Regions from separate parts of the Homo sapiens genome. Here all the other regions are linked to region 2. A link is a contact called in ENCODE Hi-C data. All regions are on one chromosome and are shown on one strand. Each heading gives the region's core, a stretch centred on a gene start or an enhancer-like site at or near the end of the contact. The rest is flanking DNA. Distances are from core to core; before and after follow the strand shown.

What was found. Hi-C counts contacts between places; a loop is a spot of excess contacts on that map. Pooled maps may share reads with other maps.
Region 1: a loop to region 2 is called in a pooled map, with 5 times the contacts of the local background. The contact joins the enhancer-like site here to the promoter of LINC00667 in region 2. A Hi-C loop is called at or near these places in 3 of 37 single-sample maps with no recorded cell type and 3 of 50 pooled maps.
Region 3: a loop to region 2 is called in a pooled map, with 12 times the contacts of the local background. The contact joins the enhancer-like site here to the promoter of LINC00667 in region 2. A Hi-C loop is called at or near these places in 4 of 37 single-sample maps with no recorded cell type and 4 of 50 pooled maps.

The regions. Positions count from the first base shown.
Region 1 is chr18:4,638,640-4,641,727 of GRCh38, reverse strand. No RefSeq gene overlaps it. Among named protein-coding and RNA genes, the nearest start is that of DLGAP1, 180 kb to the right of the region's middle. Within about 2 kb of position 1,332, at least 2 of the 41 ENCODE cell types and tissues checked have a DNase peak (open chromatin) inside an H3K27ac peak, as active enhancers do.
Region 2 is chr18:5,236,822-5,240,036 of GRCh38, reverse strand. It overlaps LINC00667 (long intergenic non-protein coding RNA 667), which reads right to left and starts at 1,937. Exons shown (of 3, transcript NR_015389.1): 1 at 988-1,937. LINC00526 (long intergenic non-protein coding RNA 526) reads left to right here and starts at 2,008. Exons shown (of 1, transcript NR_026849.1): 1 at 2,008-3,215. RefSeq lists an enhancer at 1,422-1,601 and a silencer at 1,822-1,991.
Region 3 is chr18:5,973,255-5,976,797 of GRCh38, reverse strand. All of the region lies in intron 16 of L3MBTL4 (L3MBTL histone methyl-lysine binding protein 4), which reads left to right. The region is part of intron 1 of LOC121725015 (a long non-coding RNA gene); the gene reads right to left. Among named protein-coding and RNA genes, the nearest start is that of TMEM200C, 80 kb to the right of the region's middle. Within about 2 kb of position 1,582, at least 2 of the 41 ENCODE cell types and tissues checked have a DNase peak (open chromatin) inside an H3K27ac peak, as active enhancers do.

The DNA of each region.
Region 1 (3,088 bases), core at 83-2,582, 600 kb after region 2:
TGCAGGCTTTATGCCAATTATATTCATTTGGCAAATAAGCAGCTCTGGAGAAAGATTCCGGTACTGTCAGGCAGTTTAGGACTACACTTATAGATCATTTAGCTAAATCTCTCATTTTGTGGGTGAGATGAAGAGCAGTTGTGTACCCTTGGCCAAGTCTGCATGACCTACTCTACGAAGAACCCGGATGGTTTAACTACCTAAATGAAAAAAAAAAAAAAAAAAAAATATATATATATATATATATATATATATATACCACACACTTTCTATGCTTTAGTGTGATTTTGGATGGCATGGGGCAGAGAGGGTGTCTCAGTCAGCTTGGGCTGTCATAACAAAATACCATAGAGTAGGTGGATTAAACAACAGGAATTCATTTCTCATGGTTTTGGAAGTTGAAAGTCCAAGATCAAGGGGCCAGAAGGGTCAGTGTCTGGTGAGGGCTCTTTTCTTAGGTAACAGACAGCTGCCTTCTTGTGTCCTCAGGCAGCTGGAGAGAGAAAGCAAGCTCTCTAGTGTTTCTTCTTTCTTATAAGGGCATTAATCCCTTCGTGGGGGCTCTACCCTCATGACCTTATCTAAAACGAATTACTTCTCAAAAATCCCATCTGCAAATACCATCACATTGGAGCTTAGAACTTCCACATATGAATTTGTTGGGGACATAATTCAGTCCATAGCAGGGGGAGAGGAACAGTTTCGGGACATGGGCCTCTCGGAAATGGACAGACCTGGGATGAAGAATCTTTGGATTATTACAAAGTGGTATGACAATGCTAGTTGGGTCAGGGGCTGCCAAGAGGGAGGAAACTATCCCAGGTAGTTTGACAACATGTAGGCAAAATTCATGATTTGATTTTGAACCTGACAGAAACCACTGCTCCACTTCACAGGGAACAGCAGGTGTACATGCAGCTGATGTCTGTCTGTGCTGGCACCTGCCTATGGTCACAGCTTTTTAATGGCATTGAAATTAGCAACTCTCTTCTTTCTGCATCCTGCTACATCTCCCAATATTGATTACCTTTAATTAAAATGGATATTAATTTCCTCTTAATATGACAATATCTCCAACTTATTTTATTCACCTTTCTCTCAACCTCATATAATACATGAAATGCTTTCTTTTCAGAGCTGTGCAGAATTCCCTGGAGGACAGCAACCAGTACCCCATTGTGCTAACCACAAAGGAACCCAATGAGGTAGCTGGTGGCTATGGTACAATTAGCATCAGCTAGGAATTCCCCTCGGGCTCCTTCCCTCCCTTTCATCTCCCTTTAATCTTTCTGTAGCTCCTGCCAATGGCCTTTTTTGGGGGGTCTATGTTTGCTCCTTCTCTGCCCTACTTTTTATCTCGTACACTGCAGTCAATGTTAGCACACTCTTATTTTCATTATTTGAAGCTGTCCAAGCATTCATATCTGGATTCAGTCTGGCATTTGAAAGAAATATAATGGTTTCCAAAGTCATGGTTATCATGTGATACAGATAGACATCTGCATATGCCAGGAATCTTAAAGACTACTCCTCAAATACATTTGTCATAATTTGTAGAAAATGTCACTGATAAGCATCTTCCAAACGTGCTTTTCTGGTTACTTGTAGCTTTTGTTATCGCTTATAATTCAGATAAGCTAGGTACTAGTTTATTTTGTGAAAGCGTAAGGATCCAGACAAAAAGTGTCATTGGTTTTAAGTTGTCCTGATGTTAATTCTACATACATCACTATAAACACTAGATTACCAATTTGTTCTTTTTGTGTCATTGTTAAAGTCTGCTCAATGACTCACCATGAAATCCCCTCAAAATTATCCAAATTTGGCTTCTTGGCTGTTTCCTTTTTGAGTTAAATAACCACCTAGGTCACTGCAAGTCTCTACTAATTATACACAAGAACATCTGTTCTTTAGTCAGACACAACTCCTCCCAGTTTGGCATTGACCACTCTCGTTTCGGGCTGCTTCTCTTGCATGGCAAGAGTCAGCTTATGCAAAGCATCATCACTGCTCCCACAATTAAGAATTGCCTGTGGCCGACCTCTTACTTGTGGGTCCCAGATAATTGTTAAAATGATAATAAACTCTCAACCAGTGAAGAACTGAGATAGAACATTAGATAGGACAGCTGGGAGTTCCCCTTGGGTTCCTCCCTCTCTTAATCTTTTTGTAGCTCCTGCCAGAGGAAACCAAATAAGATGCTGCCTGGAAAATGATCAATGTGGAGTCTGCAGAATAGCAGACTGATGCAATATAAAAAAGAGATAATTTCACAGCCTGTTTTTTAAAGTATAGTGATACTGGCTGTGGGGATGGCAGCATTTATTCATTCAATCAATATTTACTGAGTGTCCACCATCTGTTAGGCACGGGGCTAGGTGCTGAGAATAAAGCTGTGAAGAAACTAAAAAACAAAATAAAACAAATCCCAAAGAGCAGAGAATACTTCTCACTGTCAAATGTTTGTGGCATGCTTTTAGTACTACCCATAGAATTTGTGTTAAAATAGACTCTAGAGAACTCAAAGGCAAAGTAACAAAATGAAGGAAAGCACAGGCTGCTTGATTTTACGCTCTGTTGCTTACTATATGTAAATTTTGGGGCCTTACTTTCCTAATCTGCAAAATAAGGATATTAATTTGCGTGCCTCATAGAATCCTGTCATAATTGTGTCATAATTAAGCTAGTTAATACAGATAAGTATCCTAAATAGTGGCTGACATATAGTAAGTGTTCAATAAAATCAGGTAAAATCTAATTCAGAGATACGCTGTGATGAAAAGGATCCTATGCAATGTGTGAGTTCAATGGGAAAGATTGTCATGCTTGATTAGTAATGCTTGCCGCAAACAGCATGGTGAGTGGCGGTGCGTACGCCACTTATACATCTTCTCTGCTCTGCCCCTCACCTTACAGATGAAGCTGAAATCCAGAAAGATTAAGACATATAACTAAAATGACACGCCTAATTAGTAACAAAGCTGGAACTATAATTTACATTGCTATGCTAATTTTTGTAGACCTATAAATCATTTAATATAGGCAAAGAGATGATTTTCAGACAAGGCTACACAAATAATTTTTCAAA
Region 2 (3,215 bases), core at 688-3,187:
TTTGGTGGTGGTATCCTGTAGGTTTTTTACTATGGAGGAAAAAAAAAAACGCTGCTTTGAAACTGTCAGTAAATACGATCAAGACTCAATTTAAAACGGGACTCAAGCGTAGTTCATATGAGGCCAAGTTAATGGGGAGTTCCTTAGGAACTTTTGTAATACTAACTGGCAATAAAATAACTGCTACAACATGTCTTTATTTCGTCTTTCAAAAACAGTGTTTTCCCCTATCATCTTTAGGTAGATAAACTGTCCACGAAGGAGAGAGTGATCAGTTTATCTTAACATAAAGATTCCTAACTAGGAATTCAAAAAGATACTTCAGTGGGACGATATTGATCATCAGAATGACAAACCCATGAACGTTTTAGGAAAGGCAGTTTCAGATTTTTCTCCTTAGAGGGTTTCAAGAAACCCCTTGATTGAGAGGAGGGCACATATCCTCCTCTTACCTTCTTTGTTCCCAAAAGAGACTCAAAGAATTGTGAACCAAACTTTCATAATATAAAGTCTCTAATTACCTGAGAAAACTGCAGCCCAAAAATCTAAAGTGGCTTACCCAAAGTGAGGAAGTTAATACTATTCCTTTTAGTCCAAGAGAATAATGCCAACTGGATACAGCTCAAAGACTGCACCATTCCCATTATTTTTTGCCATTAGTTACGTTTAATTTTAAATATACCATCTTTGGCAGCAAAAATCAAGCTGGGCTTTCCTTCTCCTTTATAAATTGCATATATTTTTAACATATATTAACACTTTAAAACCGTGGGGTGGAAAGTTTAAAATGCCATAAAATAAGAATCATATATGCATTCTTTACACTGTAAAGCATTTTACCAGACATTAGAATCTGCATTCAGAATTCTTTCTCAGAACGTAAGTGTTCTTGAAGACATATATTTTGTCTTACTAATCTGTTTCTTCCAAGCACTACTGTACTAGGCATACGGTAAAGATATACATTCAAGTTTTAAAAGTAAATACTTTTTCCTGGTAGTGGCCAGGGCCTGCGTTCCTCAGACCAAAAGGCGCAAACTGGCATTGCTGTGATTTCAGAAGAGAAGTGAAATGTATAAAACGAAGTAATTCTGGGGAAGGAAAATGTCACAATTTTTCTTCAGTGTTGTCAGGCACACTAACCCGGGAAGCCGTCTCTGGGCCTGAACTATCCAAATTAGTGTCCGAGGAAGTGTGACAAATGCAGGCCCTTCCAAGTTTGACCCTGATTCTCAAAGGTGGCCAAAAGCCGTCTCTAGAAACGGCGGTGGCAGCGGCGTGATTCTGGGAGGTCCATTCAACTTTTAACAGGTCCTGGGCAGTGACCGGGTTGCTGGGCAGTGCAAAGGCATAGAGATTGGCGAGAACAGGCGGCGATCAAGCTTCCCAGCGAGGGTCAAAGTCCAGCAGCTTGGAACTAGTGAGCCGGGCTTGTAGGAGTGAAGCGGCTCGCGCGGGCCCGGCCGGCAGCCGCTCCCCAGACACCGGGGATCCGGCCCGACTGTTTCCTACCCACGACGGCGAAGACCCGCTACAGCGCGTCCACGAAGCCCCAGTACTGAGCCAGGACGGGGCTCTCCCTCTCGATGTAGGCGACTACGAACTGCTCCGCCAGCCGGTGAGGCAGCTAATTAAGAAAGCCACCTTCAGGATGTCTTTCGAGAATCTAGCCTCGAAGAAAGTCATGTAAGAGAACGCCTGCATCAAAAAGTCGGGAGGCCGGGCGGAGTCGCCGTTAAACGTCCAGGGAAAGCCACCAGGTGGGCCGGCGAACGCTCCCGGGCCAGCAGGTAGGCTTTCTCGCACAGCAGCCCCCGCACCCGGTCCGTAAGCTCGTTGTTCTCCCTGCGCCGGGCATGGTTCTAGGTCAGGAGGTCCTACATCATGACAGCCAACGCGTCCATCCTGCGCCTCCCCGCAGGCCTTGCTCCCCGCTCGGTCCCTCCCGGCCGCGGCGCTGCCGGAAGTGCGTGTCGGCGCGGGGGCGGATCCCGGTGGCGGCGAGGGGCGGACTCCGCGGACAAGGCCAGGCCTAGCCTTGAGCTCCGTCGGGCAGGGCCGCCGGGATTGGTGTCCGGCAGAGCGTGAGCCCAGCGGGCTGGAGTCGGCGAGCGGGAGTGAAAGAAGAAAAGCTAGAGAGCGAAGGCAAAGCCCGAGGAGAGAGGGCCGCGGTCGGCGGAGGAATCTGACTGCACGGTTGCGTGCGCTCACTCCCGGAGGGCTCCCTCAGGCGGGCGGCTCCGCTAGTGGCTAAAGGCAAAGCATTCCGGGGCGCGGCGCATGAAGTTGAGCTTCGTCCCTGCTAGCCGCCGCTTTCTCCCCAAAAATACATCCTAGCCTTAATGTTTATGCCTCCATTGCCCCAGTTCTTATCTGTTTTGCTCAATGTCTCATAGCTACAAGAAGGCAATTTCTGACGAAGCCCTCCGTCCCTTCCAAATGGATTATTTTGGCGGGCTTCCACCCGGACAGTATGCCACCCGAATGACTGGACAAGTGCACGGGAGCGGCTGTCATTTGCGGAGTGCGCCTTGCGATCTAGGCGCCTCACAGCGCAAATTATCCAGTAATTTCTCTGAAATCGATGCTGGTTTGTTTTCCCAAGGCAAATCAGCAGCTTATACAGACATTGGGGCCACAAAGCCGGTGGAACAACGGGAGACGGCTTCCTGAGTGTCAGGTCCTCCAAGATGAGCTTAAACTTCGGGTGGTGGGCAGGCTCGGTAGGCGGGAAAGGCCCGTGTCCAGATGAATGCAGTCCATGTTTATATTGATGAAAGACACGTATACCATTTGGTCCAGCTCAACCATTCTTAACAAGTGCTGGCTGTGAGCACTGGTGTGTGTGTGCCTGCGTGCAACCAGCAATGTAAGTGATGACCAGCTGCATGATGCCTTAATTTGAGTGGACAAAGTCGGTCAAGAACCACTTTCAGGCTTCTGGGTCTCCAAGTCTTTGTCTCCCTGTATCCAAACGAGGCATTCCAAGTTTGACAGCATGGAACATTGCATGTCCGAAATACCAACCGTGAAACTGGGTAAAAAGCTTCAGGAGGTGATATTGATGTGTATAGTTTAGGAAATAAAACCCAATACTTACTTCAAAGAACGTAATTTGTGGCTTTTTAGAGAGAAGGATACTTTGACAGTTTTCATTTGTCGTCTACATGTATATGGTACGTTTCATTCTGCCTTTTAATTAATTTGGTATTTTA
Region 3 (3,543 bases), core at 333-2,832, 740 kb before region 2:
CTTTTGTAGTAAATGAAAAATATCCCTGCCTTCTGGCCTGCGTGCGTTCATTCAGCCTTCATTCATCCACTCAACAGGTATTTGTTGAGCATCAGTTATAAGCCAGACAAACACATGGCTCAGAGTCTCAGGGCAAATGAACCATGGAACCAACACAAGCACCCAAGTCATCCCCCAGACAGACTCTTCCGCTCCTCTAGACTGTCCATGACCTCCTGTCTTCACGCCTTCTGTTATTGGATTTCTGGGGCAGGGTGTAATCCAGGCTACTCAAGCCCTGTTATCATTACTCCACAAGAGTCATGTTAATTGGATCCAGCCACCCAGCCTCTTCCTGCACCCAGGGTGGGTCTGGAGAGAGGCCATGGGCTCAGCACTCTTCTGGACACACACCATCCCAGCAGAAGCAGAATGCTGGCTACTTACAGAGTTTGAAAGTTTCTACTGGCCGTATTTAACGTAATCAGAAGAAACAAGTAAAATTAGTTTTGACGACATATTCTATTTCACCCAATAGATCCAAAACATCATTTCAACATGTAAATCAAGATTCAAAAAATTATTAAGGAGATATTTTACATTCTGCTTTTTCTACTAAGTGATCAAAATCCAGGAGGTACTATAGCACATCTCAGTTTGCACGCTTCACATTTCAGGTGCTCTGTAGTGTGGCTAGTGGCTACTGTTATTGGATAGTACACAGGTGTGGGGCATCCAAGGCTCTTCATTCAACTTCTAACCCTCTCGATAGCCCACTAAGCAGTGGACAATCTCTGACTCTTGTGTGCTTCATCTCCCATATTTATATAAAATTGGTTAAGAGACTGCTTGTGATGAGGGAAGACCAATAGCTAAAATTAGAAAACTGCAGATATTCGTTTATGAATTCTGGATAATAAGGGTATGAGAAACAGAAGACAGTGCAGCAGACAGGCCATGCCCATGTCTGAGGAGCAATATGACTTGGCATCTAAGAAACAGCATGTGCTGAGTGCCTGCTGTCAGAGAGAGGAGCGTTCCTGAGGAGCTCCTGTTCCCATACGGAAATAGACAGTTGTCCTGCACATCATGGTGAAGCCTCTCTTGTTCTGCTTTTTACTTTTGTTTTGTGGATAAAGAAATGGAAATGAAGGGGAATGAGTAGACTCAGAAGCATCAAAATCAAGAGAAGAAAGTGCAGCTGAGAAATGATAGCTTCAAGCACGTTCAGTACGCAGGGCATGAGAACAGGTGATCGTGGGAAGAAAACAACGTTCCCAGCTGAAAAGCCATCTCTGAACATTTCCTTGCTTCTCCAGCAGAAGTCACTATGGAAGCACAGGTCCTGGGTGGAGTAACTTCTCAGTCAGTGCCAGATAAATTGATGGGACTTGGTCGGTGACTGTCACAGATTACACAGTGGGTGAGAGCAATCACATAATTGGATTTGGGGACCGACTGCATTTTTTTTATTTCCTCCTTTTTGCAGCAGAGAACACAGTAGAACTGCTACCCCTTTCATTGAAGAGAAGGTTACTTGTGAAATGGGTCTCCGTTTTTAGTGGGATTAAAAATAACTCAAGGCCCAGTCATGCAGACTGTGGTTTACCATTTATGACTCACTTGCTTCAGTTTTGTTTTGTGAGGCTTTTGTGAAGAAACAGACATATTTTTAAAGAACATTTCCATAAAGGATTTTCCTTCTCATTTGTCAGGGTAGAGCAGAGGTGGGAAGGATGGGTGAGAGGGCAGAGAAGAAATCAGGGACCTACCATTATGTTATTTTCAGACAAAATTAAATCCTTTAGTTTCTAAAAAATATTCTTCCTCTTTTTAAAAAAAAAAAACAAAACAATAGAGACAGGGTTTCTCTGTCACCCAAACTGGGATGCAGTGGTGCGATCATAACTCATTGCAGCTTTGACCTCCTGAACTCAAGTGATCCTCCTGCCTCAGCCTCCCAAGTAGCCAAGACTACAGGTGCATGTCACCATGCCCAGCTAATTTTTTCTTTTTTGTAGAGACAGGGTCTCACCGTGTTGTCAAGTCTGGTCTTGAACTCCTGGCCTCAAGCAATCCTCCCAACTTGGCCTCCCAAAGTGCTGAAATTACAAGTGTGAGCCACTGCACCTGGCTGAATACTTTTCTTTTTAATCTGTGGAATGGGAAGCAGACGGTGCTCTGCCTCGTGTCGCAAGTCTGTTTGGTCGTTTCACTGGAAAGGCAGCCCTAGGTCACACGCTGTCCACAACTGGCAGGTCTGGCTGTCTCAGGCACTCTGGAAAAATTGGCCTTCCCCTGGCTGTGGCGTTCTGACTTTTAAAGGCAGATAGACTTACCAGTGGACTTGCATCTCATCAGGGAATCAACCAGGTTCCAGTGTGTTTATTGCCTCTATAGGAAGGGCAAGCAATGACTTTTCTTTGGAGATGGGTTACTCCTCTCTGAGTGCTGCTAGACTCAAGATCCATGGCCAAGTCTTCCAGTGCTGTGGTCCAGGGCCTCTTCAGACCCTGCAGCTGGACACAGAGCTGAACATATCTGAACATATTGGCCTTGGAAACTTGAGGGTACAGTATATCTGTAAGCACCTTGAATGAAATCTTTAAGCTCTTCATCATATATTTTTTTAAAGGCCATAAAATCCAAAAGAAACACCCATAGCAAGGAAAATGGTAGCAAAACAATTCTTTCAACCAAATCCCCCAATGACAAACCACTGACATTACAAGTTTTATGTATTCTGTTTTCTAGAAGGAGAAGGCATCCTACACGTAAGGACATCTTTATTTATTGTCACATTGGTGTTAGAGGCAAAGGCAGTATTACATATACATTTCATTTTCTGGTGCAGAGAACATTTTGATTAATTAAAATGTTAAAACCTCCAGTAGGAGGGCTGCTTTTGCAGGCTGAATTTCCTTGGCTGACTTTTAGGGGAGCTGGATAGGAGTCATGACGGCAATGAGGTCGTGCAACTGGGAAGCATCTCATGTCCCTCAGCTGTGTTAGGTGGAAACAGGGCTGTGATGCCAGCTCTGGTGGATGAAGTACACAAGTGACCCTTCTGCCCTGTCATTGTGGCAAACATCCTTATCAAATCTGGAAGGCTCCATTTACCCAAAATGCCCAAGATAGAAGAATCTGATCCGTCTGATTTGATGAGAATGGTTTCTGGAAACGGTCTATGCCTTCATCATCAGCTTATGTTCTTTAATTTATTAACAACTTTTTAGTGAGTATCTGATGTGACATAAATCGTGCTGGGCTTTGTAAAAAAAAGTTAAAATCAGTATATTCGCATATTACAAAAATTTATGCAAATTTTAAGTGGATATTTTCAAAAGTGTAATTTTATGCACAGAATTTAAAATAATGCAAATCACCCTAACTTTTAAAAGCCTGTCAACAGTCACATAATTTCTAAGCTGGCAGGCCAAGAGCATTTTAGCATCTGACACGGTTGCCACACATCGGCAACAGGCTGCCTGGGAAGCAGATGTCCACCCTGCAGTGGCAGATCTCACTTCCTTCCACTAGGACTTCTGCAAATGATTTCAGTGG